Linked DNA regions of Homo sapiens: all the other regions are linked to region 3. Evidence: chromatin loops called from intact Hi-C (ENCODE). Cell type or tissue: GM12878. All regions are shown on one strand. Each heading gives the region's core, and the rest is flanking DNA. Links, peaks and the distances in the headings are about the cores only. Region 1 overlaps TMEM144 (transmembrane protein 144). Region 2 has its middle 110 kb from the start of RXFP1. Region 3 overlaps RAPGEF2 (Rap guanine nucleotide exchange factor 2). Region 4 overlaps RXFP1-AS1 (RXFP1 antisense RNA 1).

Region 1 (7,290 bases), core at 333-5,332, 950 kb before region 3:
CAGGGTCTACAAAACTACCTATTAATGATACTTGCATTTTGCATCATCTTGACTGGAGCCTTATGCACTGCTTTTTCTAAAATCTAACAATGACAAAACCAGCAGGTGGCAGCAGTAGTTAAGAGAACGCGTCTATCGGACAGCGGAGAGATCATGCTGAGAAAAGAGTGCATTTTCATATAGCAAATGGATCTCAGCCACTGTTGGAGTGGGTAAATGATTTTTTTCCCCAAAAATGTGAGAATGAAGGAAGATTGAGTTTCATTCAAGTATAAAAATGAAAATTTCTTCTGATGAACTGTTTATGAAGGTAGTACTTTACTGGGTGACTAAAATGTCTACATTATTATAGCATTACATACGAGGATGCTCTTTTTACCACAGTATGTACCTAGTGTTGCATAATCTAGAACACAGTATAGAGTCCATATACAAAGAAGTTACAGTCCATATTTCTCACCTATTACCCCAGTGAAGTGAGGCAGAAATACCTTGGGCGAGGAGGGAGAGCCTTACCTTCTAATGGAATTAGATTCCAAAGATATTTGGATCCTTTGTTTCATAAAGTAAATGCATAGTTGGTAACTAAATGTTAAAAAGGCCATTTTATTATTGTTAGCCAAAACTTCTGTTTATTTCAAGTTAATATCGCCCAACTCTACATCATCTACCCATTTTAGCTCATAATGCTTTTGATTATCGCCAGATAAAGTCCATTCTCAGAGAACAAAAATTTTTCATCATTGAGAAAATGTGCATAACATAATACATACATACACAAGTATATTCACGTACATAAATACACACAGATATGTTGCTAAAGTGAGATTGTAGGTTATCAGTAACAATTTAAAGGAAACAACCACTCTTTTGAATGTACAACTTTTTTTTCTGAAATACACTTTTCTAAAACCCTCTTAACTGGAGGTTTCCTGTTTTCTTCTTGTTTTAACTGGTGGTTTCCAGTAGGCAAAATAAAATGACAGGCATGCTAGTTTTTTTTTTTTTTTTTTTTTTTTAAGAAAACTGAAATTAAGCCAGGCAGGGTGGCGCACTACTATAATCCCAGCTGCTGGGGCGGCTGAAGTAGGAGGGTCACTTAGCCCAAGAGTGCAAATCTGCCAGCCTAGGCAACATAGCAAGGTCCCATCTCTAAAAAAGAAATTTAATTTAAATTTGTAAGAAAAAAGAAAACTGAAACAGAACTGCCAGTACAATGTTTGTTGCAATTGTTTCCAAAACTTTGAGATAACGAAACCCCTATTCAAATGTAAATTTTACCCATTCCCACCTGATAGTACTGTTTATTACTTTGCTATGCAGGAGAAACAAAACAGCTTTTTATTTGTGTGTATACTCTGAAGTCAATGTGCATGGGTTAAATCCCACCTCTGCTTCATTTTATTTGTGTGGCTTTGGACAAGTTCCTAAGCCCTCTGTGTCAGGCCCCTCATTAACAAAATGGAGTTTATGATGGCATCTACCTCACATGGTTATTGTGTGGTTGAAATTAGTTCAAATCTGTAAAGTATGTTGATGAGTATCTGGTACTTGGCAAACACTATATAATTGTTAGCTTTATTATTATGTGTTGTTTGAAGGGGAAAAAAGTTTTTGTAGATTGGAGAACACCATGTAAGAGCTACTAAGCTCACCACCTTCCCATCCAAACAATTATTACTCCTCTAAATGAATACTACTTAAAAGTGATGGAGCTTCTGTTTGTTTATTGAATTGCTAATACAAATAAATATTTGACTATAACTTCTTATACTCATTTTAATTTTAACCTGAAATGTCATTAAATTATGCTGATAAACTTTGAATAAATTGTGATACAAAAGCTATTTTTCTCATTTAAATATATTTTAGAATTTTATATTGGATAACTTTTAATTATTCTTTAGTTGGGATTTCCAATTTATATGCAAAATTTTAAATGTGAAGTAAAGCAGTTTCAGAAGAAAAATGAAAAATCAGTCTTATTACCTCTATATAATTTATATATATCCCTATATATACTTTGTATATATATATACACACATTTATATATGTATATATATACACATTTATATATGTGTGTATATATATACACATTTATATATATGTGTGTGTATATATATATACACATTTATATATATGTGTGTGTGTGTGTGTGTGTGTGTGTGTGTGTGTGTGTGTGTATATATACACACACACACAGACCTCTATATAGTATATAGTTTCTGGTACCAAACAAGCTTTTTCAAAATGGTTACCAAAAAGCAACTTATTATTTAGAGGCTAGTCTAAATGGGCAGTTGCCAAATCTGCATTTTGTTTGCTCACCTTAGGAAGTGAATGCCTAACTCTCTTGAGACTTTTAGGTTTTATTTCTCCTAATCTAGTATGGCTAAATTCTAGTGTTTATTTTACATTTTTCTGGCCTGGCTTTCTGTCAAATGGCAACCCCATCTGTACTAAAGAGATCCTGCCATCTTGTGTACAGAGACAGAACTACATTCAGTAGAAGTAGCAGCCAATAAGGCTTGTATCAGATTATGGAAATTTTCTACCATAGGAACAGAAAATCCTAATAAATTTTAAAGGATTAATAGCACAGCATCTCCCCGAACTACAAAATCTTCTTTTATTCCTGACATACTGATTTATTTATATTCAGAGTTACTAACTACTAGACTTATAAGTCTCAATATTGATAGAGCTAAAAAACACATTGCGTAAAGGCAAGTTGTGGAACCATGTGCATAGCATAACATTTAGGTAAATTTTTAGTAACCAAAGTAATAAATACTTTCTATAAATACGTATTTATGTAAAAAAAAAAGGAATTTAGCTACTAATAGTCTACTGTTGACCAGAAACCTTACCTGTAACATAAACAGTTAACACATATTTTGTATGTTATATATATTATATACTATATTTTTACAGTAATCTAGAGAAAAGAAAATATTGTTAAGAAAATTATAGGGAAGAGAAAATACATTTACAGTATTATACTATATTTACCGATACCATAAGTTTGCATCATCTGATTGCAAGAAGAATCTTCTGAAATGTTGGGCAACTGCATCTGCAGACCTCAATCTGTGGTACATATCAAGCAATTCAGCTTTTTCTAATAATGTCATGACTTTTCTCTGCTTCTTGGGAGCACTTCCAGCATCACTAGTCGAGGTCCATATGGGTCCCATGGTGTTATCCAAGGTTTACAAGGTTTAATTTTATTGCAATAAAAAATGATGAAAAATATACAGGAACTGCAAGAGATCATAACCACCAGAGGCAATTGACTGGAGAGACAGTTGACTCACCTGGAGATGATTAGCACCACATGGTGCTTTAAGTGGATAGTCGCAACGCTAGAGCTCACCACAATAGCAACGGAGATTTTATAATAGATTTATGTATATTTTACGGTAGTAAATGATAAAATAGACTAGTGTATATATCTATAGTATTATATATATTATATATAGTATTATATATTATATATAGTATTATATATATTATATATAGTATTATATATTATATATAGTATTATATATATTATATATAGTATTATATATTATATATAGTATTATATATATTATATATAGTATTATATATTATATATAGTATTATATATATTATATATAGTATTATATATTATATATAGTATTATATATATTATATATAGTATTATATATTATATATAGTATTATATATAATATATAGTATTATATATAGTATTATATATAGTATTATATATATTATATATAGTATTATGTATATATTATGTAGTATTATATATATTATATATATATATTATTCATCACATACACAAAAAGAAGTGTTCACCTCACTTGGCAAGAGGGACTTGCATGTGTCAATAAGGACCTTAAGACTGGAAGACCCTGGATTATCCAGGTGGTCACAGTGTAATCTCAAGGGTCCTTGAAAGTGGAAGAGAAGAATCAGAGTTGAGAAGGAGATAAGGTGATGGAAATGGAGGTCAGAGTGATGTCCTATGAGAAGGACTAAACCCATGCATTGTTGACTTTCAAGATGAGGGAAGGGAACACAGGCCAAGAAATGTGGGCAGCTTCTAGAAGCTGGAAAAGAGAAGGAAACAGATTCACCCCTACAGCCTCCAGAAAGGCACAGCCTTGCCAGTCCCTTGGTGTTAGCCCATGTCAGGCTCCTAACCTACAGAACTATAAGAAACAACATTTGTATTGTTTTAAGCCACTAAATTTGTGATAATTTGTTACATTAGCAATGGAAATACAGAGTTACATGACTTTTTTAATAATAATTTTCAATGTAAATGTAATATTTTTACATCTTATAGAAACTTAGAAAGTTTCAAACTCCACATATCACTTATTTATCTCATTGCTACCCCTCTTTTTCCTCTTCTTTGGGTACATTAGAAGGAATACAACTTTTGTTCTGGATTTATACAAAGAAACAAACTGGTGTTTTCTCATATCATTCCCACTCTTAGAGTCTTAGAAGGTTTCAAATTTGCAAACAGAGATGCATTGGATATGGTAATGAGATTACTGATCTGAGAGCCAAAAAACTTCGATGATCCTCCTGGCCTTGCCTCTGGTAGGTAACATTACTTTGTGAGGTATTTTAACTTCCTCATATTTGTAAAATGGTTGTTTTCAACTAAAGGAATTCTAAATTTATGCAAACATAAAACTTTGTCACTATGGAGACATTCTAGTGGTATAATTTAATAGTATCCCAAGTTGCTTCAAGGTTCACCTTACATATTTGTATCCCACTCCTGAAGTACATAATGGGACGGGACCCACCAAACATTGAATAGAGTCACCCCTTTGCAAACTGATAAGGTGGCCTGGCACTCTCTTTTTTGAAATCCTAAGTGTGGGCACTTACAACGCTTTAAATTGAGGCCCCCAATACTGATAAAATAGGAAAAGTCTCATTTTAACATGTGACTCTCAAAATAGGTCCACATTTTTTGTGCGGGTTCCCTACTCACATATGGACTAGTAAAATCCACATCCATTTACCTTAATTCAACAGTATCATCTGTGTTATAAAGATGTTCAAGTTAAGCATTTCACATGTGTAAATGCATTTGATATTCATTTTAAAATCCATATTATTTTGTAGGTAAGGGAACTGAGCCTCAGTAAATTGTAGTGCCTTATTTTTAGCCATGCTGCAAGTATGTGACAAAATCAGAACTTTGAGTCAGGATTTTCTACTCTAATCATTTAATATTCATGAAATGTCAACCATGTGTGAGGCATGGAGGATAGAGAAAGAACTACAGAGACAGGGCTCTACGCTACCCCTCAAAAGGAGCCTACATTCAGCTTATGGTGTCATTTCCTTGATTAAGCTTCTCCTCCTCTTGTCTGTCTCCTACAATACTAGCCCATTTCTCCACTTCACACTCTCATTATTTTAGACACTTTTGTCTCTCCTCAGAGCTACGGGCTTCTTGATCTCACAGTACATTTCTGATTTACCTTTGTAGTTTCCCTTCACTGATTTAGGTAGCCAATACAACATTTTTGCAAAATAAGTACAATGAATATTTACTGAATGAATGCAAGTAAGCTAAATCCTAAAGGCCTCATTTGGTGCTAAAATTATCTTGTGTCTCCTATTTAGGTTTCACACTGAAAGAAGCAGTTTGAGAAACTGCTTAATTAAAAGACATTCAAATTCAAGACAATTTACACTTTCACTCTGTAATCATTTTCATAATAGCTCACATCCAATTAATACAGTGGATAAAACTTAAAAAGTTTAATGGGAAACCCTTTTAAATACTCTTTAGTTGTCAGAAAGAACAAAGGTAAAACTTGTAATTCCTGTCACATCTTCCTCGGTTCAAAGAGTATTTTACAGTTAGAATAAAAAAAGGAGCCAAATAAAATTACTTAGGTTTTTCTTTTTTTCTTGTTTTTTTTCTTTGAGGCTCAAGGAGTACATTCACAAAAATAAATTATATTGGCTCCCATATGAAATTATCAGGGATGACATTAAAACTAAGCAGCCAAGGAAAACATGTTGGTGCAGGCTTTAGTTTTTCTCTAAATAGAAAAATTAATATTCTAAGTAATTTTGAAATTTAAAATATTAAATTTATTAAAGCTGTAATGAATTATACATTGCTCCCTTAAGGAAAAAAAAAAATATCAGTACCTGTAAGATGTATCTGACATTCACAAACAGTAACCACCCAAAAACACCAGGTTTGGTTGCTGGATTAAGATTCTAAAATCTGATATTCTGATTTTAGAATCTTAATCTTAATAATGTATGTCTCTGTGTTCCTAAAATTTTTATTTTAAAGTGCATGACACAATACATCATGAAATAATTCATAGACTACTTTCTTAAAATTTAAGTAGTTTAAGAAATCCAGGAAAATATTCTTTCCTATTATTTTTGCATAAATTATAGCATAAATGAATATCCACATCCTACGTATATAATTAGTACCATGAAATACAACTTGCTATGTATAGTCCCTGCCACATGTTAGGAAAGTTTATGCGAATTGGGACCTCTCCACAGAAGAGTCATTCAACTTTAATAACTAGGGGAAATGTTGGAGTTAGGTAGTTGGTTAAAATGGAATCTTCACACAAAATGAGGTATCTGGTTGTCTTACCTTTAGTTATTACTGTATATTAATCTTCATTTAATTCATCTGTAAATACATTTTCAAATTTGACCACCAGAGGGAAGTATAGGGTTAATTATGATAGTCTGTGGTGGTCTATGTTATAAAATGTAAACTTTTTTTAAGTTTGGGCTCTGTCTCTCCCTCTCCTTCCCTCCTTCCCTTCTTCTCTCTCTCCTGTATCTCTGCTCTCAAATGACCATATTTTGCCATTTATAGATTCTTAAAAGCTGAACTATAAAAAAAGAAACCTATCTTCTATTTCCCATGCTATCAGTCTAATTGTCAATGTGATGTCTGCTTTTCAGTCATCGAGTTTTCATCACTCTTTTGCTTTATTATTATATTTGGCTTTTATAATTTCCTAGAAGTTGAAGACATCACAAAACAATTCAATTTTTAGACTTATTTAAACAGAAGAGTCTGTTCTTGCCCTAGAATATTCAGGACGTAGAAGAAGGCTCACAGCCAGTGCTACCAACATTAATGAGTGCTGCTGAATAAATATTAAGCTAGAAGGCACATTTTTCTCTGACCTAAAAACAAAGACATCATCACTAAATGATTAGGCTGAATGGCCTCAGGTTTCTCTAAGATGCTCTAGTAATTCTTTGGCTTCGTTAGAC
Region 2 (8,836 bases), core at 2,046-7,045, 790 kb before region 3:
GCTGATGTTGGTCAACAGGACCAACAGTTGAGGAGCTAGATACAAATCAGAAGAGAGCCAGAGCAAGTGGGAACCCGCTAGGCACCTCTACATGTTTTCATTACCTTCTACGACTAAAACCACCTTTAGAGAGTAATGGCCACTACTTCACTTTTGCTTTTTGATTCTCACCTGAGTTCTTCATAAGCCACACAGGGCAACTTATCCTGGGAAATATAGTGCCCAACTTAAATGAGTCAACGCGAACAAGCACCACACAAGTTGTCCTGATTAAGAGATATAAGATGCATATGTGAATGTGCTGAAGGTCAGTTTGGTTAAGGTATCAGGGAACATGAGAGTGACCATGATTTCCATGGTGTGAAGTTGATTCTTAATCAAGGGAATCATCTCTAGTGAGGTGAGAGTGAGGTTTATTTTTGCAGGTTCAGGATGAAAAGCCTGAGACTGATCCAAAATTATCCAGTCCAGCATAAGAAAATATTCCTTGACAGGATGCCCTAATCCATGCAGCCATGAGAGGGTTTTATTTAGATGAGAGAGAGAGCTCTATAGCAGTGCCTTCCAACTCCTGTGTCAAAGCAAGCCATTGTACTGGTATATGGAAAAGGGTTCAGGTATGCTGAGATATTCATCCTCCAAGCCTGCAGGGCAGCATGGTCGCAGTCAGAGCTCCTAGACCAGCTGCCTTGGGCAATGAGCATTTCTGTCCAGGGCTGAAGGCAGTGAGCATACTGGGCTACATTTATTTCTTGCTGCTTCCCCACCATTCACTCAGCACAGTGTGTGGTACTCTAGCACCTGGGCATCTCTTCCAGTAGCCATCTGCAGCATGAATTGCTATTCATAATGGACAAGGTGCCTGCAGAGCTGCTGAAGGAGTGCATGTTCCAGATGCCCAAGGAGCTCAGCAGGCAGCCGTAAGTATACTAGCAGGAGGTAAGAATGGCAGGAGGCCAGGGAGACTGTTTTTGGCAGGCACCACCCAAGGAGTAGCTCTGAATCTCTGCCTTCAGTTTTTGTAACACATATGGGTTTGTGGCTTAACTTGTTCCTTTTCTGATTCCAGCTAGCTTCAGGTGCACCTACATTCTGACAATTAGAGCCTTGTCATTATTTTAAAATTGTGACATAAAAAATTTCATGTGGATTCAAAATCTATTAATATTAAAGATAATTTCAAAGTTTCATCTCTGAGGGAGAAAATGGGGTCTTCTTTAAATACAGTTTCAGCTGTTACAAACAACTTGAATGGCTGAAAAAAATGGTTTTAATTTTTTAAATTACATGGCTATGTGAACAAAATTTATTTGATGGTAGCTATAAACAAAGTAATCATCATCTGAAATCATTAATAAGGAATTTACTATAGCCATTGAGAACATAAGACCTAATAACAAAATGTTATGTTCATGGAAGCAAATATGAGTTTTTTATTAAAAACCTTGGAAGATTCTATTTGTAAATTTTAATCATGTTCAATTGGTAACAACTAAAAAGTATATATCATATAAAATAAATGTAATAAAATTTTTCACTAAGCACCACGGAGATTCCTCCAGATCCCCCCATTTACTCCAGTGTATTGTATGATTGTAATTTTATGGTTTTCTATTTATTTCACTATGTTAAATATAAAATTGTCATGAAGAACTACTCTTGAGAAGGTTAGAAATGCACATTTCTTTGGGGTCAGAGAGACACAAATCTTGTAGCTCTAATTCCATATGTCCCCCTTATATCCCAACATTATCTTAACATTATATCCCAGTGGGCTGGCATTATTATGAAGGATATTTACAATTGAGACTCCTGGATGCAGGACTACTCTCCAGCTCCATGTCAGATAAAAAAAAATCACCCAGTGGCAAATGATTAGTGATTGGTAACTACTGATTTGTCTTCTCAGTTTATCAATGTTTCTCTGAAAAAGTAATTATGTTAACTGAGTTCTTTAAAACTTATAGATTCAAGACTGCATTTTAAGAAGACCAAACTGGCTGAGACTATATATGATGAGGAGAAAAGGGAGGAATGAAAGAAGGGAAGAAAAGTTGTATGCTGTTGCAATAGTCAGAGGACAATAATGAAGACCTAGCATAAGGCTGTACAGTAGCTGTGGAAAAGAGATTCTTGAGGCACTTTGTAGATAAAATCTTCAGAACTCTTGAGTTTGGGGAGAAAGAGACATGTGAAAGAAGTCAAATATGACTGAAATGTTGATTGTGAGAGGATGGTAAAATAGAGTTAAGGAAGAGAAAAGGAAGAGATGGTTTAGGGAGGAGAATAATGTATTTGGATCTGGAAATGTTAAATTTGGGTCCTGGGGTAGGACAACAATATAAACTGTTCTGCCAAAAAACCAAGTTACTGATCAGAATATGAGGAGAAATGCCCTCAAATATATAGCTTAATTCTCAAACAGAAGGAGGAACATATTTTTTAATTGTTTTTCCGTAAGTTATTGGGGCACAGGTGGTATTTGGTTACATGAGTAAGTTCTTTAGTGGTGATTTGTGAGATTTTGGTGCACTCATCACCTAAGCAGTATACAGTGCACCATATTTGTAGTCTTTTATCTCTCACCTCCCTCCCACTCTTCCCCCCAAATCCCCAAAGTCCAATGTATCATTCTTATGCCTTTGCATCCTCATAGCATAGCTCCTACATATCAGTGAGAAAATATGATGTTTGGTTTTCCATTCCTGAGTTACTTCACTTAGAATAATAGTCTCCAATCTCATCCAGGTCACTGCAAGTGCTATTAATTCATTCCTTTTTATGACTGCATAGTATTCCATCATATATATATATATATATATATATATATATATATATATATATATATATATACATACACACACACACATACACACACACACGTACATACACACACACACATACATACACCACAGTTTCTTTATCCACTTGTTGATTGATGGGCCTTTGGGTTGGTTCTACGATTTTTCAATTGTGAATTGTGCTGCTATAAACATGCGTGTGCAAGGATCTTTTTCAAATAATGAATTTTTTTCCTCTGGGTAGATACCCAGTAGTGGAATTGCTGGATCAAATAGTAGTTCTACTTTTAGTTCTTTAAGGAATCGCCACACTATTTTCTATAGCAGCTGTACTAGTTTACATTCCCACCAGCAGTGTAGAAGTGTTCCCTGTTCACATCCATGCCAACATCTGTTTTTTTAATTTTTTGATTATGTCCATTCTTGCAGGAGTAATGTGGTACCGCATTGTGGTTTTGATTTGCATTTCCCTGATCATTAGTGATGTTGAGCATATTTTCCTATGTTTGTTGGCCATTTGTATAGCTTTTGAGAATTGTCTATTCATGTCCTTAGCCCACTTTTTGATGGGATTGTTTGGTTTTTTCTTACTGATTTGTTTGAGTTCACTGTAGATTCTAGATATTAGTCCTTTGTCCGATGTATAGATTGTGAAGATTTTCTCCACTCTGTGGGTTGTCTGTTTACTCTGCTGACTGTTCCTTTTGCCATGCAAAAGCTCTTTAGTTTAATTAGGTCCCAGCTATTTATCTTTCTTTTTATTGCATTTGCTTTTGGGTTCTTGGTCATGAAACCCTTGCCTAAGCCAATGTCTAGAAGGGTTTTTCCAATGTTATCTTCTAGAATTTTTATAGTTTCACGTCTTAGGTTTAAGTCCTTAATCCATTTTGAGTTGATTCTTGTATAAGGTAAGAGATGAGGATCCAATCTCATTCTCCTACAGGTGGCTAGCCAATTATCCCAGCACCATTTGTTGAAAAGGGTGTCGTTTCGCCCACTTAATGTTTTTGTTTGCTTTGTCAAAGATCAGTTGGCTGCAAGTATTTGGGTTTATTTCTGGGTTCTCTATTCTGTTCCATTGGTCTGTGTGCCTAATTGTATACCAATACCATGCTGTTTTGGTGACTATGTCCTTATACTATAGTTTGAAATCACATAGTATGATGCCTCCAGATTTGTTCTTTTTGCTTAGTCTTGCTTTGGCTATGTGGGCTCTTTTTTGGTTCCATATGAATTTTAGAATTGTTTTTTCTAACTCTGTGAAGAATGATGGTGGTATATTGATGGGGATTGCATTGAATTTGTAGATTGCTTTTGGCAGTATGTTCACTTTCACAATATTGATTCCACCCATCCATGAGCATGGGATGTGTTTCCATTTGTTGGTGTTGTCTATGATTTCTTTCGGCAGTGGTTTGCAGTTTTCCTTGTAGAGGTCTTTTGACTCCTTGGTTAGGTATATTACTAAGTATTTTAATTTTTTGCGGCTATTGTAAAAGGGGTTGAGTTCTTGATTTGATTCTCTGCTTGGTTGCTGTTGGTGTATAGAAGAGCTAGTGATTTGTATACATTAGTCTTGTATTCGGAAACTTTGCTGCATTCTTTTATCAGTTCTAGGAGCTTTCTGGAGGAGTCCTTAGGGTTTTCAAGATAAATGGTCATATTGTCAGCAATCAGTGACAGTTTAACTTCCTCTTTACTGATTTGGATGTCCTTTATGTCTTCTTGTCTGATTGCTCTGGCTAGGACTTCCAGTACTATGTTGAACGGGAGTGGTGAGAGTAGGCATTTTTGTCTTGTTCCAGTTCTCGGAGGGAATGCTTTCAACTTTTCCCCATTCAGTATTATGTTGGCTGTGGGTTTGTCATAGATGGCTTTTATTACATTAAGGTATGTCCCTTGTATGCCAATTTTGCTGAGCGTTTTAATCACAAAGTCATGCTGGATTTCGTCGAAAGCTTTTTCTGCATCTGTTGAAATGATTATGTGATTTTTGTTTTTAATTCTGTTTATGTGGTGTATCACATTTATTGACTTGCATATGTTAAACCATCCCTACAACTGTGGTATGAAACCCACTTGATCATGGTGGATTATCTTTTTGATATGTTGTTGGATTTGGTTAGCTAGTGTTTTGTTAAGGATTTTAGCATCTATGTTCACCAAGGATATCAGTCTGTAGTTTTCTTTTTTGATTCTTACCTGGTTTTGGTATTAGGGTGATGCCAACTTCATAGAATGATTTAGGGAGGGTTCCTTCTTTCTCTATCTTGTGGAATAGTGTCAAAAGGATTGGTACCAATTCTTCTTTGAATGTCTGGTAGAATTCTGCTGTGAATCCATCTGGTCTTGGACTTTTTGTGTTGGTAATTTTTTTTTTTTTTTTTTTTTTTTGTCATGCAGGCTGGAGTGCAGTGACACGGTCTCAGCTCATTGCAACCTCTTCCTCCCAGGTTCAAGCAATTCTCCTCTCTCAGCCTCTCGAGTAGCTGAGACTACAGGAGCCCACCACCACACCCAGCTAATTTTTGTATTTTCAGTAGAGACGGGGTTTCACCATATTGGTCAGGCTGGTCTCAAACTCCTGACCTCAGGTGATCTGCCCACCTTTGCCTCCCAAATTGCTGGGATTACAGGCATGAGCCACCATGCCCAGCTGGTAATTTTTAAATTACCATTCCAATCTCACTGCTTGTTATTGGTCTGTTGTGTTTTTCCAGGAATTTATCCATCCCTTCTAGGTTTTCTAGTTTATGTGTGTAAAGGTGTTCATGGTAGCTTTGAATGATCTTTTGTGTATCAGTGGTGTCAGTTGTAATATCTCCTGTTTCATTTCTTAGTGAAGTTATTTGGATTTTCTCTCTTCTTGGTTAATCTTTCCAATGGTCTATCAATTTTGTTTATCTTTTCAAAGAACCAGCTTTTTGTTTCGTTTATCTTTTGTATTTTTTTTGTTTGTTTCAATTTCATTTAGTTCTGCTCTGATCTTGATTATTTCCTTTCTTCTGGGTTTAGGTTTGGTTTGTTCTTATTTCTCTAGTTCCTTGAGGTGTGACCTTAGAGTGTCAGCTTGTGCTCATTCCGTCTTTTTGATTTAGGTGTTTAGGGCTATGAACTTCCTTCTTGGCACTGCCTTTGCTGTATCCCAGAGGTTTTGATAGGTTGTATCATTATCGTCTTTCAGTTTGAAGAATTTTTAAATTTCCATCTTGATTTTGTTTTTGACCCAACGCTCATTCAGGAGCAGGTTATTTAATTTCCATGTGTTTGTGTGGTTTTGAAGGTTCCTTTTGCAGTTGATTTCCAGTTTTATTCCACTGTGGTCTGAGATGGTGCTTGATACAATTTCAGTTTTCTTAAATTTATTGAGGCTTGTTTTATGGCCTATCATATGTTCTATCTTGGAGAAAGTTCCACATACTGTTGAATAGAATGAATAGAATCTGCGTTTGTTGAATTAAATTTTCTGTATATATCTGGTAAGTCCATTTGTTCCAAGGTATAGTTCAAATCCATTGTTTCTTTGTTGACTTTCTGTCTTGATGACCTGTCTAGTGCTGTCAGTGGAATATTGAAGTTCCTCACTATTATTGTGTTGCTGTCTATCTCATTTCTTAGGTCTGTTATTAAATGTTTTATAAATTTGGGAGCGCCAGTATTAGGTGCATATATGTTTAGGATTGTGATATTTTCCTGTTGGACAAGGCCTTTTAACATTACATAATGTCCCTCTTTGTCTCTTTTAACTGCTGTTGCTTTAAAGTTAGTTTTGTCTGATATAAGAATAGCTACACCTGCACACTTTTGGTGTCCATTTGCATGAAATGCCTTTTCCCACCACTTTAAGTTTATGTGAGTCCTTATATGTTAGGTGAGTCTCCTGAAGGCAGCAGATGGTTTGTTGGTGAGTTCTTATCCATTCTGCGGTTCTGTATCTTCTAAGTGGAGCATTTAAGCGAGTTACATTTAACGTTAGTATTGAAATGTGAGGTACCATTGCATTCATTGTGCTCTTTGTTGCCTGTTACTTTGGTTTTTTTGTTTTTTGTTTTGGCTTTTTAACTTGTGTTTTTGTTTTATAGGTCCTGTGTGATTTATGCTTTAAAGAGGTTCTGTTTTGATGTGTTTTCAGGATTCATTTCAAGATTTAGAGCTCCTTTTAGCAGTTCTTGTAGTGGTGGCTTGGTAATGGCAAATTCTCTTGGCATTTGTCTGAAAAAGACGTATCTTTCCCTCATATGTGAGGCTTAGTTTCACTGGATACAAAATTCGTGGCTGATAATTGTTTTGTTTGAGGAGGCTGAAGATAGGGCCTCAATCCCTTCTAGCTTGTAGGGTCTCTGCTGAGAAATCTGCTGTTAATCTGATAGGATTTCCTTTATAGGTTATCTGATGCTTCTGTCTCACAGCTCTTAAGATTCTTTCCTTCATCTTAACTTTGGATATCCTGATTACAATGTGTCTAGGCAAAGATCTTTCTGCAATGAATTTCCTGGGTGTTCTTTGTGCTTCTTGTATTTGGATGTTTGCGTCTCTAGTAAGACTGGGGAAGTTTCCCTCAATTATTCCCCCAAATATGTTTTCCAAGCTTTTAGAATTCTCTTCTTAGGAGCACTGATTATTTTTAGGTTTGGTCATTTAATATAATCCCAGACTTCTTGGAGGCTTTGTTCATATTTTCTTATTCTTTTTTCTTTGCCTTTTTTGGATTGGGTTAATTTGAAGACCTTGTCTTCGCACTCTGAATTTCTTTCTTCTACTTGTTCAATTCTATTGCTGAGACTTCCCTGAGCATTTCGCATTTCTAAAACTGTGTCCAAAGTTTTCTGAATTTTTGACTGTTTTTTCTTTAAGCTATCTATTTCCTTGAATATTTCTGCCTTCACTTCTTGTATCATTTTTTGAATTTCCTTGCATTGGACTTCACCTTTCTCTGGTCTCACCCTGATTAGCTTAATAACTAAACTCCTGAATTTTTCAGGTAAATTAGGGATTTCTTCTTGGTTTGAATACATTGCTGGTGAACTAGTGTGATTTTGGGGGAGTGTTGAAGAGCCTTGTTTTGTCATATTACCAGGGTTGGTTTTCTGGTTCCTTCTCATTTGGGTAGGCTCTGTCAGAGGGAAGGTCTAGGGCTGAAGGTCATTGTTCAGATTCTTTTGTCCCATGGGGTATTCCCTTGATGTAGTACTCTCCCCCTTTTCCTATGGATGTGGCTTCCTCTGAGCTGAATTGCAGTGATTGTTGTCTCTCTTCTGGGTCTAGCTACCCAGCTCCGGGCTGATACTGGAGGTTGTCTGCACAGAGTCCTGTGATGTGAACCATCTATGGGTCTCTCAGCCGTGGATACCAGTGCCTGTTCCAGTGGAGGTGGCCAGTAGGGGAATACAATGGACTCTGTGAGGGTTCTTAGCTTTGGTGGTTTAATGCTCTATTTTTGTGCTGGTTGGCCTCCTGCCAGGAGGTGGCGCTTTCCAGAGACCATCAGCTGTGGTAGTATGGAGAGGAACCTGTGGTGAGTGGGGCCCTAGATATTCCAAGAGTATATGCCCTGTGTCTTCCGCTACCAGGGTGGGTAGAGAAGGACCATCAGGTGGGGGCAGGGCTAGATGTGTCTGAGCTCAGACCCTTCTTGGGTGGGTCTTGCTGTGGCTGCTGTGGGGGATGGGGGTGAGATTCCCAGGTCACTGGAGTTGTGTACCTGGGAAAATTATGGCTGCCTCTGCTGAATCATGCAGGTTGTCAGGGAAGTGGAGGAAAGCCGGCAGTCACAGGCTCACCCAGCTGCCACACAAACTAAAGGGTGGGTCTCACTCCCACAATGCCTCCCACAACAGCCTTTAGTCCATTTTCAGGTGGAGAGTGATACAGGTTTGAAAACCTGCCCCTGGCCACCTACCTCCCAGCTGCGAAAGAAAAGGGCTTGGTTCTTCCCCCTCCCGTGGAGTCTGCACACTGGATTTGGGCCCTCACCCAAATTCTGGCCAGGAGGCTTCCCACCCCACTCAAATTGCTACAAAGTTCAGCTAGAGATT
Region 3 (8,836 bases), core at 2,236-7,235:
ACTCCTGTCTCTAGGAGGAAGGGATGTCATTTTGCCTGTATGATGGAGTTATTTCTGTTCTCATTTGTATCTTCAGCCTCTTCTTCCTGCCGCGTTTCTGAGACCGTAAGCCTGACCCTAAGCGTGCCACGATGCCTTCCATCCTGAAGTTTCTCCTTTGCCTCTCTTACTCATATCCAATTATTACACTATTTTTTCCTTCTTGATGTGACCAAGATTTTATTTTACTTTACATCACAGTAAATTGTTTGAAAATTATTACAAAAGCACTAATCTACTACTTAGATCATTTTTATAGCCCCCCACCCCTACCCCAGGAAGCAAAATACTGCGATTCTTTCTTTTATTTTCTTTTCTTTCTTTCTTCCTTTCTTTCTTTCTCTTTCTTTCCTTCTTTCTTTCTTTCTTTCTTTCTTTCTTTCTTTCTTTCTTTCTTTCTTTCTTTCTTTCTTTCTTTTTCTTTCTCTCTCTTTCCTTCCTTCCTTTTTTTCTTTCTTTCCTTCCTTCCTTCCTTCCTCTCTCTTCCTCTCTTCCTCTCTCTCTCTCTCTCTCTTTCTTTCTTTCTTCTTACTGTTTTTTTCTTGAGGCAGAGTCTAGCTCTGTTACCCAGGCTGGAGTGCAGTGGCACGATCTGAGCTCACTGCAACCTCCACCTCGCTGGTTTAAGCCATTCTCGTGCCTCAGCCTCCCAAGTAGCTGGGATTACAGGCATGTGCCACCACGCCTGGCTAATTTTTGTAGTTTTAGTAGTGCTGGGGTTTCGCCATATTGGCCAGGCTGGTCTCAAACTCCTGACCTCAAGTGATCCACCCACCTTGGCCTCCCAAAGTGCTGGGATTACAGGCGTGAGCCACTGCGCCTGGCCTCTTCTGTTTTTACCCAGCAAGATGTAACCACCGTTTTGAAGTATTTTTCTGTCCTAATTTTATTATGCTTATGTGTGTACATAAAGAAAATGGTGGCTCGAGGTGGGCGGATCAGTTGAGGCCAGGAGTTCGAGACCAGCCTGGGCAACATGGCGAAACCCCATCTCTACTAAAAATACAAAAATTAGGCGTGGTGGCATGAGCCTGTAATTCCAGCTACTTGGGAGGCTGAGCCACGAGAATTGCCTGAGCCCCAGCAGCAGGGTTTGCAGTGAGCTGAGATCACACCTGGGCAACTGAGACCCTGTCTCAAAAAAAAAAAAAAAAAAAAAGTGAAACCAAAGGTTTTAATTTATTTGAAAAAATGGCATCTTTAAAGACTTAGCCTTTGCATGGAATTGTAGGACACGGGTGCTCAACCACCTCGCCTGTATGTAAGTATGAGAATTCAAGCACATGCACACCCATGCCCACACAGATACTTACGAAGGACTGTTTTATGTACATACGGAGATCCTTTAAGGCTTCTTGACAATGATATTTTTATATTACTATTTTAAAATGAAAATGTTTTATTTTTATGTTGAGCAGAAGAGTATTTAAATAAAAACGTTGTTAAAAATACAATTAATCCATAATCTTCATGAGGGTAGGGACTATGTTTGTTTCAGGTTTGCCTTCTCATGCCTACCATGGAAATTTGCATTTAGTCTGTTCCCGATGGTTTTTTTTTTTCAATTCTCTATTCAAAAGAAGGAACTCCTTTGATCTGTAGATAAAGACCTTCATTATGGTCTCACTTCCTAATAAAATGGCTGGTTACACATCATCAGGTGTTGGATTCTTCGTATCAATTTTCTGTGAAACTGCTTAGTGAATAAAAACCTGTTTAGGGTAAGGTATAGGAGAAAAATACAGCTTGCTTTTTATATCCTTTCTGATGTGAGGGGTAGTGGTGCTGTCAGGTGTTTTGCAGTATTGTTGCAGTTTCTTGCTGTTGGGACTCCTATAGTGAAGTTAGGCAGATTTAGCTTTGAATTTGACTCTGTCTCTGGGTGTGTATAAGTTACCTTTCATTTTTCTGAGACCCAGGTGACTCCAGGTGAGAAACAGGTTTCTTGTGAAGATAAAATTGCAGCATATGAATCTAAAAGAGACATTTGTAAATTAATTTCATAACCCATTAGTAGTTTCCAAAAGAGTCAAAATTTCAGATTCTTTTAAATGTGATAAATTGTTCCTTGAGCCCTTGGATCTATTTCTTTACCCTCAGTTTAGCTGACTCATCGATTTGATGTAATCTCTCTCTCTCTCTATATATATATATAGTTTGTATTGGTGTTTTTCCTTTCATTTATCATTTATTGAATAGCTTCATAACTCCCAGTGTTTCACTCCTTCCTTTCATGTTAAAAATGAATTTCATAAATTTAAGATTGTGCCAGGCACAGTGGCTCATGCCTGTAATCCCAGCACCTTGGGAGGCTGAGGTGGGTGGATCGCTTGAGCCCAGGAGTTCGAGACCAGCCTGGACAAAATGGCACGACCCTATCTCTAAAAAAATACAAAAATTAGCCAGTGTGGTGGCGCACCTCTGTGGTCCCAGCACTGCTCAGGAGGCTGAGGTGGGAAGGTCACTTGAGCCTGGGAGGCGGAGGTTGCAGTGAGCCAAGAGTGCACCACCGCACTCTGGCCTGGGTGACAGTGAGACTTTGTCTCAAAAACAATAATAAAAATAATAAATAATGAAAAAAATGATAACATTAATGAGCCTATAGAATATCTGGCTTTACTGGTTCTTTAGTAGTTTACATTGTTTGCTAGTTAAAAAAAAAGGATGTCTGCTGTGTCCCCTGTATTTTCAGTATAAAGATGAAATGTCTTCAATATTTTCATCAGCTTTCAGAGTTCTTATTGATCTTACTGACTTTTCCTGTTTTGTTGGTTGCAATTCCTTGTAAATGAATTGCTATTGTTTGGAAAATAAGGATTTTTTTTGAAAATCTTAAAATGGTGTTTTCTTTCTTCAGAGTTTTTAATTATAAATGAAGTAATTTCCTTACAATTTAGAACTTTTAAGAAATAGAATAAAAATTACCCTCTACTTTAAAAATGTCATTTGTTTTCTTATTGTGGGAATTTATATATAATTGATATATTTACATATAACTCAGTATTATGAATAATATCATTTTATAATAAAATATCAGTATTCCAACAGTGGAAATTGTAAATACCAAAGCCCTTAACTCTTGTTAGTCCTCCTTCTAAAATTTGGCGTATACTTCATGTTTTAGTACATGCACTTTATATTTCTTTTGGCTTGATATCATTGTTGGGGTTGCTTACTGTGCTGTGTTGCATTAACTTATCTAGTGAGCTTGCTTTGTGCCATTTGACTATACAAAAATAAATAATGAAAACTTTGTCTATCAGCTTATAGCTCAGCGCTCCATCAGAGGAGTAAAAATATACAAATTTTTAAACTGTAATAAATCCAGTAACAGAAATGATGTAATGTATTTGTGAAAAAGATTAAAATTATTGTGTATCTGGAAAGCCATCTGTCTATTGGAAGGTGGCCATTGTTAGAACTTATTTTTTTGAAGCCGTGGAACACTTTGTTCATAGAAAATCCTGTTCAGCCCAACAATAGTAGCTATTATGGTTGAAAGAGGTTTGGACGCCTTGAAATCCCAAGGGCTCTTGACATTGAAAACCTCTGATCTCAACTGTCTGCGGGACGCCTATAAAAGGATAGAGGATAATTTGTTGTAAATAAGTAATTTTCACTGTGGTTTTTTGGCATAATCGTATATTTGAGAGCACAAGTCTAAGCTGGCCAGAAGTCTGTAATAACAGCAGTGTAGGTGAGCAAAAATGGGACCCTGAACTGTAGCAAAGGGTTTCGATAGAGACTTGGGAGGGGAACCCGCAGAATGTGATGATAGGCTGTGAAGAGGGAGAAGCTTCGGAAGTTGTCCCTTTATCTTTTGGTTGGAGGGTGTTGGTGAGACCGCAGATACAGGAAAATAAAGGTGTTTTTCTATTTTTTGGTCATGGGTGGCTGGCCCTCTGGAGTTCCTTGTGGTCCCCATGTAGTTATTGGAACCTTTGTTAGTCTTCATTTTATTTCACTTTCTTGTTTTATAGGCATGTGATCAATAGCCCTCGATGATGATTCCTGTCTCCTTTTCTCCAGATGCCAACAGCTTTGTCTTTTGAATGTGATACTGTGCGGTATTACATCCTGGATAGTATAAAGTGACCTTTCTAAAATAGCACCAAAATTGGTATTTGATGCTATATGTGGTTCTCAGTTGTGCCGAACCTGTCTCAGATAGCTGTGTCGTGTGCTCGGCTCAGCCACTGTTTCTGGACATTTTGCCTATTCTTTCTCACAAAGCAATCGCCATCTTTTTGCTTCTCTGTTTTAATGACCTTGTTAATGCTGTCCATGTGAAGCATTTAGAGGAGCTTCCTCACTCCCCTGGGCCGCTTCAGGCTTGGCCATATTGCACTTGCTCTGCTAGAGTGGGAGGAGTCTCTTCTTGTACCCCATACACCCTCCTTGTTTCATATTTTGTCAGGATCATCTGGGAAAGCACTAACTTCTAGTTCCAGTTTGCTTAGATTTTGCATGGGCACCATTCTTTCTGTTTCTGTTTATTGCTTCTCCACTCCCGAAAACCCCCCAAAACTTAGATGGCCATGTTTGTGGCTGTTGGGAGTCTTGTTTTGAGCTGATGGTCTTCTAGGATCAGCATCCTTTACCCACAGCCACTTCCGCAACGCCTGCCGCTCTGTTTTCTTTCAACTCTCTTTTCTCTCCTTGTCAGTCCCCCTTGGCTTTTCTTTCTTTCTTCGTTTTTTTGGCGGAGTTTTGCTCTTGTTGCCCAGGCTGGAGTGCAGTGGCATGATCTTGGCCCACTGCAACCTCCGCCTCCTGGGTTCAAGCGATTCTCTTGCCTCAGCCTCCCGAATAGTTGGGACTATAGGCACCCACCACCATGCCTGGCTAATTTTTGTATTTTTAGTAGAGACGGGGTTTCACCATGTTGGCCAGGTAGATCTCAAACTCCTGACCTCAGGTGATCCACCTGCCTCTGCCTCCTAAAGTGCTGGGATTACAGGCGTGAGCCACTGTGCCTGGCCTCCATGAGCAACCTTTTTGGCTGACTGGGCCTCACTTAAGTTTTCACATTGTATTAACAGCTGAATGAAGTAGCATTTTCACAGTTATTTTCTTGCCCTCTAATAATTGTCTTTGCTGATTTAATCAGTTTTCTTTGGACTTAGTAGTTTTTTGTTCTTTCAGTTCCCTTGTCAACTTCAACTTGATCGCTTGCATTTACTGGCCACCTCCTTAAATGAGAATGTGGAGCGGCACACACAGCTCTTTCCCATGGAGAGAGTGCCACCTTGTGGATCTCTAGGATATTGCCGAGGAGGCTCTTAGATCCTGGCTCCATTTTTCCATTTACTGGTAAACTGAAGTTCACATCTTTGACTTTCAAGCACTTTAATACCTTACCTGGGTTCCTGTCTATTCAGTTCATTAATTTACTTATTAAGAAAATATTTGAGTGCCAATCAAGCATTATGTAGTGTATATATTGGGGGTACTTAAGAGTTAGAGGAGTTTAAAAACTATTGAGGAGAAACTCCCAATGTGAATAATTATGACGTTCTGGCACCTGCGTCACGTGAGCATGTACACAGGGCACTGGGAAGCTGGAAGAAAGCGACTCACTTTCCTTGGAATATACCAAAACACTTCTCAGAGGAGGTGATAGTTAACCTGGAACTAGAAGGATGAGTAATAAATTTACAAGAGAAAATATACTATTTAGAAGCTAGACTGCAGGTTTGTTCAAAACCTTTGTGGCATAGGTGGAAAAAAAAATGTGTGGCCTGGCCGAACAGGATGAAGTTTGCAGCATAAGGAATGTTGGGGTTGGGAGCAGAAAGCAAAGCTGTAGGTTGGTCCTTTCAGAGACGATCGTAAGAGAGGAAAGGAGATGAGGAAGATGAAGAGAACTAGTATTTTTTGTTACCATCATGCAAGGTACTGCATATATATTGTTTCATTAAATAAAAGGAGCTCTGTGAAGAAGGCATCAATGTCTTCCATTTTGCAGTTGAGGAACTAGAATCTCAGAATTTGACTTTACCACGATCACGTGGCTAGCGTGGAAGAAGGAATCTGTGCTCCAGAACCTGCGCTCTTTGCACAGCATTTCCTGCTTCCTTCATGGGCTCTGCCAGGGGGTTTGGACCTTCTCCTGTGAAGGACCATGGGGTTCATCAGAAGGATGTCATCTGATCCGATTTACCTGAGCAAATGATCACTGAAATGTTTCCCAGCTTCTACTAGGCATGATGCGCAGTTCCTGCCTTGAAAGGAAGTTCATTGTAGTTGGAAGAAGATGCTCAGGAATAAGAAATCATTACAGAAAAACATAAAACAATGAAATTAGATGGGCTAAGTATTTTAGAGTTTGGAAAACAGTGAGTGAGAAGATTTTCTTAAAGTAGTAGTTTTTGAGCCATCTCTTAAGGTACAGTGGGATGTAGAGGGTAGATGGAGAGAGGTAAACATCTTGAACAGCATGGCAGAGTTGGAATGAACAGAAGGAAAGCAGCCTGTCAGGAGCAGCAGGTTATGTTGAGGGGTAGTAGGAAGGAAGGTGGGAGAGGTGAGGGGGTCAGATCAAGTATTTCCCTCATGCCCATTATTCTTTGTTTAGACTTGGGATAATGCTCAGCGGGGATCATACAGTTCTGATTGCCCCAGAGGCTTTCTATCTGTTTACATTGGAAGGTGAACTGATCATTTTATAATGGTCTGTATTTGGTTTTGTTTGGCCTCGTTAATTTCCTTCCTGTTGATGAAAAACAGAAACAGGAGCCTTTTAGAGTTTCTCGTTATAAACCAGGGCTTTTGTGACTTCCGTTTTGTCCATTGTGGGATGAGATGTATTGAAATGAAATCAGTTGTCCATTGTGGTTCCTAGCTCAAGATCCTGTGGTCAAATTCTGAGATTCTAAGAAGGATTTGGTCTTCTGTAAGCGTGAATTCCCCTGATTAGAGAGACTCGCAAGTACTGCTTTCCTATACGAACCTCTTTAGTCTTCAGATTTCTGTTTTTTGCCCAGTACTGGTAGTGTCAGGTTATTTGGAAATCCTCAGTCAGGGTTCTTTCAGGATTAAGCTTTGGCATTTCAGCAACACTTGAAGGGGCTCCTTTGCTCATAATTTTAAAAAAAAATTATTTGAGGAAAAATTAAAATAGCACTGATTAATACAATGTATGTACCTAGTTGCATGGATATTAATAGAGTTGTACTTTTTTTCCTGCCATTTGTTCCTCTTGGGAGTTCATATTGAGACCATTTTTTCTGAAAGTTTTTCAGAGTTGGCCAGCCCCATGTGTAAGAAACATCCAGGATATTTGTTTAAAAGTCACTTTGATGGATCTCCTATCTAATGATCAGAAACTGGGGAATTGGGTGGGATAGATGCATTTTAAATTAACATCTTAGGTGATTCATTTGCACATCAGGGCCTGAGAACTACTAGATAGAATAGAATCTCAGTGTTAGTCTTAGATATTTATTATTATTACTACCACTACACTTACTTCTTGTCTTACAATGTGGTTACATCCCAATAAACCCACTATATGTTGAAAACATCCTAAGTCAAAATGCAGTTAACGTACCTAGCCTACTGAACATCATTGCTTAGCCTAATGATATGGTTAGGCTCTGTGTCCCCACCCAAATCTCATGTCAAATTGTTGTGCCATTGGGGGAGGGACCTAGTGGGAGGTGATTGGATCATGGGGGCAGATTTCCCCTATGCTGTTCTCATGATAGTGGATGAGTGTTCATGAGATCTGGTGGTTTAAACATGTGTAGCACTTCCCTCTTTGCTTTCTTTTCTGCTCCACCATGGTAAAACATGCTTGCTTCCCCTTCGCCTTCCCCCATGATTGTAAGTTTCCTGAGGTGTCCCCAGTCATGCTTCCTGTACAGCCTGCGGAACTGTGAGCCAGTTAAACCTCTTTTCAAGTTACCCAGTCCCAGGTAGTTCTTTATAGCAGTGTGAGAACCGACACATACACTTAGGCTACTGTAAACATGCTCAGAACACTTACATTAGCCTACAGTTGGGCAGGATCTTTTTTTTTTTTTGAGACAGAGTGTCGCCCTGTCACCCAGGCTGGAGTGCAGTGGTGCAATCTTGGCCTCACTGCAAGCTCCGCCTCCCGGGTTCACGCCATTCTCCTGCCTCAGCCTCCCGAGTAGCTGGGACTACTGGCACCGCCACCATGCCCGGCTAATTTTTTTTGCATTTTTAGTAAAGACGGGGTTTCACCGTGTTAGCCAGGATGGTCTCGATCTCCTGACCTCGTGATCCACCCACCTCTGCCTTCCGAAGTGCTGGGATGACAGGCATGAGCCACCGCGCCCAGCCGCGCAGGATCTTTTAACACAAAGCCTATATTATAACAAACTGTTGAGTACCTCATGTAATTTATTGGATATTCTATTGAAAATGAAAAGCAGAATCGTTGTGGTGCTGGAAGTTGAGTGTGTCGTAAAGACAAAAAAGCTTGTCAGACCATTGGAAGTTGGGCACCGTCTGTACTATTATTATTATTGTCAGTCTTCTCTTAACCAGCTTCATTGCCTGGAAGTGAGGTCTCAATTTGCATATCCTTTAAGTACTGAACAATTTGCTGCTGCTACTACTAAGTACTATTTTCATAATTTCAGTTTCATTTTTCTTAAAAAAACCATCACTTTCCCATTTTTACATACACATGTAAAAACCCTCCAGTGACAGCTAGCTGCACTGTGGAAAGGAAGTGTTTGCAGACCTTGAAGGGAAGCACGTTGTACCCCACACGGAAACTCTGCCTGCCTGAGGCATGATTGTAAGTGAAAAGAGTAAGCGTGGT
Region 4 (8,836 bases), core at 2,049-7,048, 710 kb before region 3:
AATTTAGTAAGTTTTGAAAAAGTATGCTAAATTTTATCTATCATAGCAGAAACTAATAGATCATGTTTAAATTAAGTAATATGTGCATAGTATATGGTGGTAGGTTGAAACTGCTAGAAGAAAAATTTAAAAATAGCAATCTCAAAAAATAAATAAAATTTAAAAAATAAAAACAGCTATCTCTGCAATAGAGGAAGTAGATAATTGAAAGAGATATAGGCCGGGCACGGTGGCTCACACCTGTAATCACAACACTTTGGGAGGGTGAGGCAGGGGGATCACCTGAGGTCAAGAGTTCAAGACCAGCCTGGCCAATATGGTGAAACCCTGTCTCTACTAAAAATACAAAAATTAGCTGGGTATGGTGGCAGGCGCCTGTAATCCCAGCTACTTGGGAGGCTGAGACAGGAGAATCACTTAAACTCAGAAGGTGGAGGTTGCAGTGAGCCAAGATCATGCCATTGCACTCCAGCCTGGGCAACAAGAGTGAAACTCCGTCTCAAAAAAAAAGAAAAAGAAAAAGAAAAGAGATATAACTGAGAACATTTCATCCTAAGCCCTTAGCTATTTTTTGATTATCAACATACGCATTTTATTTTTTATATAAATTAAAAATATATTTTAAAAAAGTAATGAAGTCTGCAACAATCTACTCCCAACCTATTTGTCTAACTTTATTTCTTTTTTTCTTTCTTTCTTTCTTTCTTTGTCTTTCTCTCTCTCTCTCTCTCTCTCTCTCTCTCTCTCTCTCTCTCCTTTCTTCTTTCTTCTTTACCTTAGCTGCAACCAAAATTGACTATCCAACAGAAGTTACTGAGACTGTTCCATTTGGTGCACTGGAGGAGCGTTATGTAGTACTAGGGGCAAATAAAAGCCAGCTGGAGTACTAAGTATATTACCAACAGCATTTGTCTAGTCTTCTTTCTTATAACTGTACACATACATACCCCACCAACAACAATACCCACTATAACAGCACATTCATAAGAGATGGTGCCATTTAATCTTCAACTTAGCTCAGATTCCAAGATTTTAAGCTCTCTGCTACCCATCTACTGTGAGGTTGTTCCTGATATTCAGTGCAGCATAGCTCTTTAATTCTTCTTTCTCTATTTTAGTCATATTCTCTGCTAACTTAACAACCCACTCCACATTCTTGGTCAGCTCCCAATCCTCAGATTCTGCTAACTTCATAATATAGGTCACCATGTGACTTGTTGACTTCTCCATCTGTCCAAATCTTACACATTATTTCAGATCCACCTCAAATGCCAGTTCCTCATCATTTCTTCTCTGGACTCAACAGAGCTTTGCTTCCTATTTATAAAAACAAAGGTCACCATGCTTTATATTACAAATTGGTTGTTTATATAAATTTATTACAAAATTATTGTATATGTATATTTTAAGTTTCTCTTAATTTTAAATTCTTTCAAGGCCAGGATTAAAGCTTGCTAATCTCTTATCTAACATAGTAAATGTAATATTTTAATGCATATAATGCTCCTTAGATGAATATTTAACTGTATTTTAATTTTGGTGAGATTCTCACTGTCTTAGTTCATTTAGTATGTTCTTTTAAAGAAATACCTAAAGCTGGGTAATTTATAAAGAAAAGAGGTTTATTTGGCTCATGGTTCTGCAGGCAGAGCAAGAAGCATGGCACAAGCATCTGCTTCTGGCGAGGGCTTCAGGCTCCTTCCACTTATGGCGGAGGGTGACTGGCAATGCACAGAGATCCCAAGCAAGAGAGGAAGCAAGAGAGAGAGTGGGGAGGTGTCCGGTTCTTTTTAACAATCAGTTCTTGCAGGAGCTAATAGACTGAGAACTCACTCACCCCTACCCTTAGAGAGGGTATTAATATTCATGAGGGATCCACCTCCATGCCCCAAACACCTCTCATTTGATCTCCTATATTGGGGATCAAATTTCAACATGAGATTTGGAGGGGAAGACACACCTGAACTATAGCACTCATGGATTTTTATTAATTGGGCAATTCGGAATTATTTTCTGTAGGTTTTTGAGGGGAGGCTTTCATTTTCTTCATAGGCATTTACTGTATGTTACATACTTTTTATACTATGGCTCTTCCAAAACAAAGATGGCTTGCAAAATAGTAACAAAATAGTAATAGTAACAAAATAATATTATGGGGTTAATAAAATGGAAACTGAAAATTTAAGTGTGGAAAGGAGTCAAGTATGTTTCACATATTTTCTGTGATTGAGCCTTAATATTGTTTTTGCAGCTTTCTAATATCCAGAGCAAAAAGGGAAATATTAATTTCAACTGGTGTTTCTAGATAAATGCTCTAATTTGAAGGTGTTGGTAACCAGCTAGACTTCTTAGGGAACTTTCAAACAGTGTGAGGGACATATCAAAAGATCTCACACATGGGAAATTATGATCGATCCTAGAAGCAGAAAGTGGGACAGAAAAAAATATTTGGTGACATAATGGATGAATAGCTCCCAAATTTTAGGGAGGACATGTTTACAGATTCAAGAAGCGCAGAAAACCCTAAGCAGTGTGAATTTAAGATAACCGCATCTAGGCATACCATATTCAAACCACAGAACCAAAAAGTAAAGAGAAAATCTTGAAAACAGCCAGGAAAAGAACAGCATATTTGAACAATTATTTGAACAAATTTGAACAATGATTCAATATTTTTTAAGAATGAAAATAAAGACATGTCCAGATAAAAATAAAACTAGCAGGGTTCATCACCAGCAGCTCTGCAATAAAACTAATGTTAAAGAAGCTCTTTCGTGAGACTCCGTCTCAAAAAAAAAAAAAAAAAAAAAAAGAAGCTCTTTTGGCTGAAGAAAAATCATACCTGATAAAAATCATGAGAATCTATAAACATCTAGGTCAATATAAGAGAATATTGTTTTCTCCTAATTTCTTTAAAATGCATATGGTTTCAAAGCAAAAACTGTAATATTCTTTTGTGTGGTTTATAGAATAAATACATATACATATGAAAATTATAATAAATGGACCTATGGAGTCGCAAAGTTTCTCCATTTTTCATGGAGTCATACAATATTAACTCTAAGTAGACTGAGAAGTTAAGAATGTGTATTGTAACTCCATGAGCAACCATTGAAACTAATGCAAAAAACTCTGAAAATCTAATAAATAAAATATAGTTTAAAAATATTCAATTAATCTAAAAGGAAGCAAGAAAGGTGGAATATAGGAGCAAAGAAGCAGAGGGGACAACAGAAAACAGATAGTAAAATGGTAGACCTAATTGTAAACATGCCAGTAATTCTATTAGCTGTTGTTGGACTAAACACCCCAATTAAAAGATAGAGATTGTCAGAATGAATTTTTTAAACACCCAAACATGTTATCTCAAGAAGATGCAGGCTGGGCACAGTGGCTCATGCTGGTAATCTTAGCACTTTGGGAGACCGAGGCGGAAGGATCACTTGAGCTTAGGAGCTCGAGACCAGGCTGGGCAACATAGTGAGACCTAGTCTCTAAAAAATAAAAATAAACATAAATTAGCTGGGTGTAGTGGCACACACCTATAGTCCCACCTATTCGGGTGGCTGAGGTGGGAAGACTGCATAGCTCAGTCGGTCTAGGCTGCAGTGAGCCATGTTCGCACCATTGCACTTCAGCTTGGGTGACGGTATGCGATCCTGTCTCAAAAAATCTAAACAAAACAAAAAAAGAAGATGCACTTTAAATATAAAGATGCTGATAGATTGAAATTAAATAGCTGGGAGAAAAATGCCATGCAAACTATAGGCATGAGAAAGGCTAGAGTGTTTATATTAGTATGAGATAAGGTAGACTTCAAGACAAAGAGTATTACTGGAATAAAGAGGGACATTTCATAATGCTAAAAGAACCAATAAATCAGGAAGATATAACAATCATAAATATGTATGTACCTAATACAGACTTTAAAATATATAAAGAAAAAAATGAGAATTACTGGAGCAATAGACAATTCCAGGATCATACTTGGAGATTTTAACACTCCTTTCTTAGCAATTGATGGGCCAATGATTCAAAAAATTTAGGGGAAAACAATGATACGATTTCTGCAAAAACAGATAATCCCTGATGTAGACAATAAAAAGATAGTTATACCAATATTGTTGCTAATATCAAACTGTGAAACAAAATTTACCAATGATCAACAAATGCATATACAGTCATACTTCACTTGATGATGAGGATATGTTCTGAGAAATGAAAAATCTACACAAATCTACGTGAAATATCTAATTTTTACTAGCACTTCTTGTCATAATACATCTTGGATAAGTTTCTTTTTTGAGTCTCACATATGACATCCATAAAATATTAATATAAATATCCATAACTCACTCTCCAAAATCAGAAAGCTGGCCTGATACCTCCTTGGGTTTTCTTTCACTACCAATGTATATGATTCTGCAAAATTAAAGCTATGAATTTTTCATTTGATACCCAAAATCTTGTAAGCTTAGAACTTGAAGACAGGCACAGCATGCAGTCATATAGTAAACACAAATAATGCTATCTGTAATGAAATTTTAACATTTTGACATTTGACAGAAGAATTCAAACCATCAAAAGAAATATTTTGTGTGTGTGTGGAGAGTAACCTTATTCATCGTCCATAATGATGATTTTCTTATTTTTCTTTCCTGAAATGCTGTGTTAAATAAAATCTTATATATAAATACAATCTTTATAATATAAACACAGTCTTATAGAGAAGACACATATATATAAAACAAATGAAACCACAACTGCTCTTGTTGACGTGATAGGTAGGAGCCCAGATTTCATTCCACCTAGGGGAAAATCGAGCACAGGTTCTCCCTCAAGGGGGCGCCTTAGAGCACAGCTGAAGCTAAAGCACAGGTGGAAGAATCACTGTAAAAGGAGTCTCCTTGGCTGGACATTCTTTCAGCTGCCATAATAGTTTCTTATTAAGACTTTCCTGAAACTCCAAAAATCACTGATCTGCATAGTCTTACTTTTTTCTACTCTTCTCAATGCCAGACATTGATGCGTGAAAAAAATATGCATCTCAGCATTTTATTATATTCTGTTATAGTGCTTTAAATTGCTTTGCTGAATTGTGTTATGTATAAATCTAATCAGCATTCCCTAATTCCCTTCTACCATAAGATCTCGAAAAGAATATATAATTGCTGAATTGACTAAATTATCAGGATCCAACATCTGGTTTGAATTAAACATTAAAATATATGAGGAAAATATTGAAAGACTACAAAAGATAGCAATACAGATGAAAAATATGGAAAATAAAGGAAGTGAACCTGTTTAATTGGTCAATGAAAAGGCAGTGAGAAACTTACTGTCTTTGAATTAGGAGGAAAAAACTATTATGCAGTAATGACTTTTTAATCCTTGCTATTTCATGAGGGATTTGCTACAAAAAGGAGGGATTTCCTCTTAATGAGAACTGACTGGACCCACAGTGCTAGTCAGCAATTCCAAATCAGCAAACTCACCCATTGTTCTGAATAGTCTTTCTAAGCATTTACCATATTCTTCAAGATTTCTGTCCCACTTTAACTCTCTGAGAATATCCAAAAAAGAAACTAAAAGGCACGAATAAAGGCAATGAGAGTGGGATTGCAGGGCATTGCTAATGAGGGAAAGATGTGGCAGCTTCTTGGAATAGAAAGGACGTTGGATTCCAAAAGGACGGAGAGAGGGAGAAGTGCCGGTTGACCTCCAGGACTCTGAACTGTGCAGCTCAGTTATGGGTGCTGCTGTTCACCAAGACTGGGCATGTCGGAGGAGGCAGAAGATGGAAAGAAAAGGAAGGAATGGTGATGATTGGGGGAATATGTGTATTCCTTTTGGATACACTGAATCAAAGTGCCTTTAGGAATTGCAGTGGAAATGTCTAGAATGCAGTCAGGTATACACAACTAAAGCTGGGTTGAAACACAGATTTTGGAGTTCTCGGGATGGCCAATGTCACAGGTATGGTTGAAAATGACCAAAAAGAGCAAGTAAAAGAGAGGTGCTCAACTTGGGATCCACAAACTCCTGTGGGTACCATGAGTGATCTTCAGAAGCATCCTTTAATCCCCGAAATTTCATGAGATTTTTGTGAGCATGTTCTTTTCCTCAGGAGAGAAGGCCTGTATCTTTCTCCATGTTCTCAAAAATTCATTACCCAAAAAGGTTTTGAACCAGAGATCTAGATTGAGAAACGAAAATATCCAGGAAACATTCTCTGAAGAATATGTCCATCCATACGGCCGGGAGCGGTGGCTCACGCCTGTAATCACAGCACTTTGGGAGGCCGAGTCGGGCGGATAACGAGGTCAGGAGTTCAAGAACAGCCTGACCAACATGGTGAAACCCCTTCTCTACTAAAAATACAAAAATTAGCCGGGCGTGGTGGCATACACCTGTAATCCTAGCTACTCAGGAGGCTGAGGCAGGAGAATCGCTTGAACCCGGGAGGCAGAGGTCGCAGTGAGCCGAGATCGCACCACTGCACTCCAGCCTAGGTGACAGAGTGACACTCCGTCTCAAAAAAAAAAAAAAGAATATGTCCATACACATAAAATATAAAATATATAAATGTTCATACACATAAAGACAATTAGTTGCCAAAAGGGAGCCTGAGAAAGAGCTGGCAGTCAGAGAGCAGAAGCAGAAAGACGCAAGACTGGATCCAAGAGAAGGCAAGTTTTCAAATAGGAGAATGCCCCATTCTGTCACTCAGGGTAGAGATCAAATATTAACCCTCAGAAGGGCCTTCTCTAATCACTTAGCTCAACCACCCATACGGGTGTATTTCCCACATGAACGAGAAAGTTCGCTGTGAGCAGGAACCCTGAATCCCAGTGCTTGCAACATAACGAACATAAAGTAATTGTCAGATGATTAACTGATTGACTGCTATTGGAGACAATCTGCAATTTTTAAATTCCATTTTTACCTTTCCTTGTTCCAAAAATACATTACATTCAAGTAGTTCAAAGACATTTTTGATTTAATAACTAAATGAACAAGTGAGCAAATATATTACCATTTGTTTCCCGGTACGACCAATAACAATAAAGGCAGAGTGCTATCGAAGAATGCAGAAAAAAAGGAGGAGGCAAAAACATAGGTAACTGAACAGTAAAGTAACTAAAAGCGTTAGTCACTGACATTTATACTTATTAGTGAGTTTTCTGACTAAAAGTTATTATTTATGTAATATAAGCATTTCATTTTATTCTATAATCTATAATGCTAGACAGGAGCAAATGCAGCAGTTGTCAATAATTGCTAAAAGCCTACCACACTGGACAATTCAAAGGTCTTTATTATAAGCCAAATGCTGTAAAACATAATGTCCTAAGGCAGTTAGGCAATAAACTTTTACTGAGGAAAATGAACTCTTCTTTCCTAGCCAATTTGAATAAAAACAACAAAAGTTATTTCAAACATTTTAACATAATGCTACACACTCATCTCCAATAAAATACATTATTTCTCAGAGTTATAGGATATTACATTATTGAAAATAGACTTGTTTCCTTACTTTTTATATTTAGGCCATGTTTAATACTTTCTATAAATAAACTATCAGACAAGATGATACCTCAACCTTAAGCAAAGTATTTTATACTTTTACTTTCAGAGATTCATAACAACACTTGATTTACATTTTAAAATATTAAATTCTACTTTCTGAGATGCAGATATAACAAGTACATCAATTTCACAATAGGAAAAGCATCTGTGTATTAAACAGTTCAGGTAGAAGATGGTCTCTGAAATCAAATAGCTTGTGAACTGATGCATTTTTCAAAGATTTGTCTTCAGTGAATTCTGCTGGGGAGAGCAAGATTTTCAAAGTGGCTGTCGTATCCTCATTCCTGTACTGACTCGTAAGAGCCAAGAAAGGAGAAAGGAAAATTGACATCTGCGCACAGCTTAATGTTGGTACAGGTGCAGGGCAAGCTACATAATTTACAGGGTCAAGCGCAAAATGAAAATTTGGGACTCCTTTTTCAAAAAGCAGGGGAAAGCATTTTTTAAAGGTATGAAAATATAAAGCTTTTTCATTTCTTCTCTCTCTCTTTTTCTCTCTCTCTCTGTCACAGTGGGGTTTTTTTATTGAATTAGAAACTGGAGGTAATTTTTTTTTCTTTTTTATTTTATTTTATTTTACTTTATGTTCTGGGATACATGTGCAGAACTTGCAGGTTTGTTACATAGGTATACATGTGCCATGGTGGTTTGCTGCACTCATCAACCCGTCTTCTAGGTTTTTAAGCCCCACATGCATTAGGTATTTGTTCTAATGCTCTCCCTCACAGTGTTCCCCACCGCCCGACAGGACCCAGTGTGTGATGTTCCCGTCCCTGTGTCCGCGTGTTCTCATTGTTCAACTTGTCACAGTGTTTTTTATTTGCACTATAATGTTGTTCTAGGTAAAGAAAAATTAAAATTTTAAATTATTAAAATGAATTTTGCTGTTCATCTATGTATTGTACAGTGCAAATTTTAAATGCAAATATAGGAATATTTAACTTATACAAAATGACCACAATTACTTGATTTGTATTTCATAGCTCACACGTCAATACACATTTTGTTCTTAGCAAAACAATGGAAACACTATGCAAAACTAACTCAACTGTTCTTATTTCACTTCTTAATACATCACATCGTACCAATATTCTCTACAGATAAATAAGGAAGGTTTGAAAAAACAAGAAACTATGAATAATCCTACTTTTCACTTTCCCTCTTTGTCATCATTTTCAGTGTAAATGTTTAGCTAGTATAAAAAGGAGAAAGGAGTAACAAGGGATATGCTAGGGTACCTATGTAT

The links. A loop is a pair of places that touch in the nucleus more often than their neighbours do. Peaks named below come from ENCODE experiments on the same cell type or tissue, not always from the same donor. Only the 100,000 strongest peaks of a DNase experiment are listed, where the experiment ranks them.
Region 1: a loop joins it to region 3, with 7 times the contacts of the local background. A loop is called at or near these places in 13 of 110 quality-filtered maps.
Region 2: a loop joins it to region 3, with 4 times the contacts of the local background. A loop is called at or near these places in 3 of 110 quality-filtered maps.
Region 4: a loop joins it to region 3, with 3 times the contacts of the local background. A loop is called at or near these places in 3 of 110 quality-filtered maps.

The regions. Positions count from the first base shown.
Region 1 is chr4:158,253,441-158,260,730 of GRCh38, forward strand. TMEM144 (transmembrane protein 144) reads left to right here. Exons shown (of 13, transcript NM_018342.5): 13 at 4-1,976. The coding sequence ends at 87. Among named protein-coding and RNA genes, the nearest start is that of TMEM144, 47 kb to the left of the region's middle. In GM12878, for the core only: a CTCF peak has its summit at 2,482 (motif pointing left); no DNase peak of the experiment used is centred there.
Region 2 is chr4:158,410,615-158,419,450 of GRCh38, forward strand. No RefSeq gene overlaps it. Among named protein-coding and RNA genes, the nearest start is that of RXFP1, 110 kb to the right of the region's middle. In GM12878, for the core only: no CTCF peak of the experiment used is centred there; no DNase peak of the experiment used is centred there.
Region 3 is chr4:159,197,881-159,206,716 of GRCh38, forward strand. The region is part of intron 3 of RAPGEF2 (Rap guanine nucleotide exchange factor 2); the gene reads left to right. Among named protein-coding and RNA genes, the nearest start is that of MIR3688-1, 73 kb to the left of the region's middle. In GM12878, for the core only: a CTCF peak has its summit at 5,283 (motif pointing left); DNase peaks (open chromatin) are centred at 5,281 and 6,901; H3K27ac peaks cover 704 bases.
Region 4 is chr4:158,491,384-158,500,219 of GRCh38, forward strand. The region is part of intron 3 of RXFP1-AS1 (RXFP1 antisense RNA 1); the gene reads right to left. Among named protein-coding and RNA genes, the nearest start is that of RXFP1, 26 kb to the right of the region's middle. In GM12878, for the core only: a CTCF peak has its summit at 4,842 (motif pointing right); no DNase peak of the experiment used is centred there.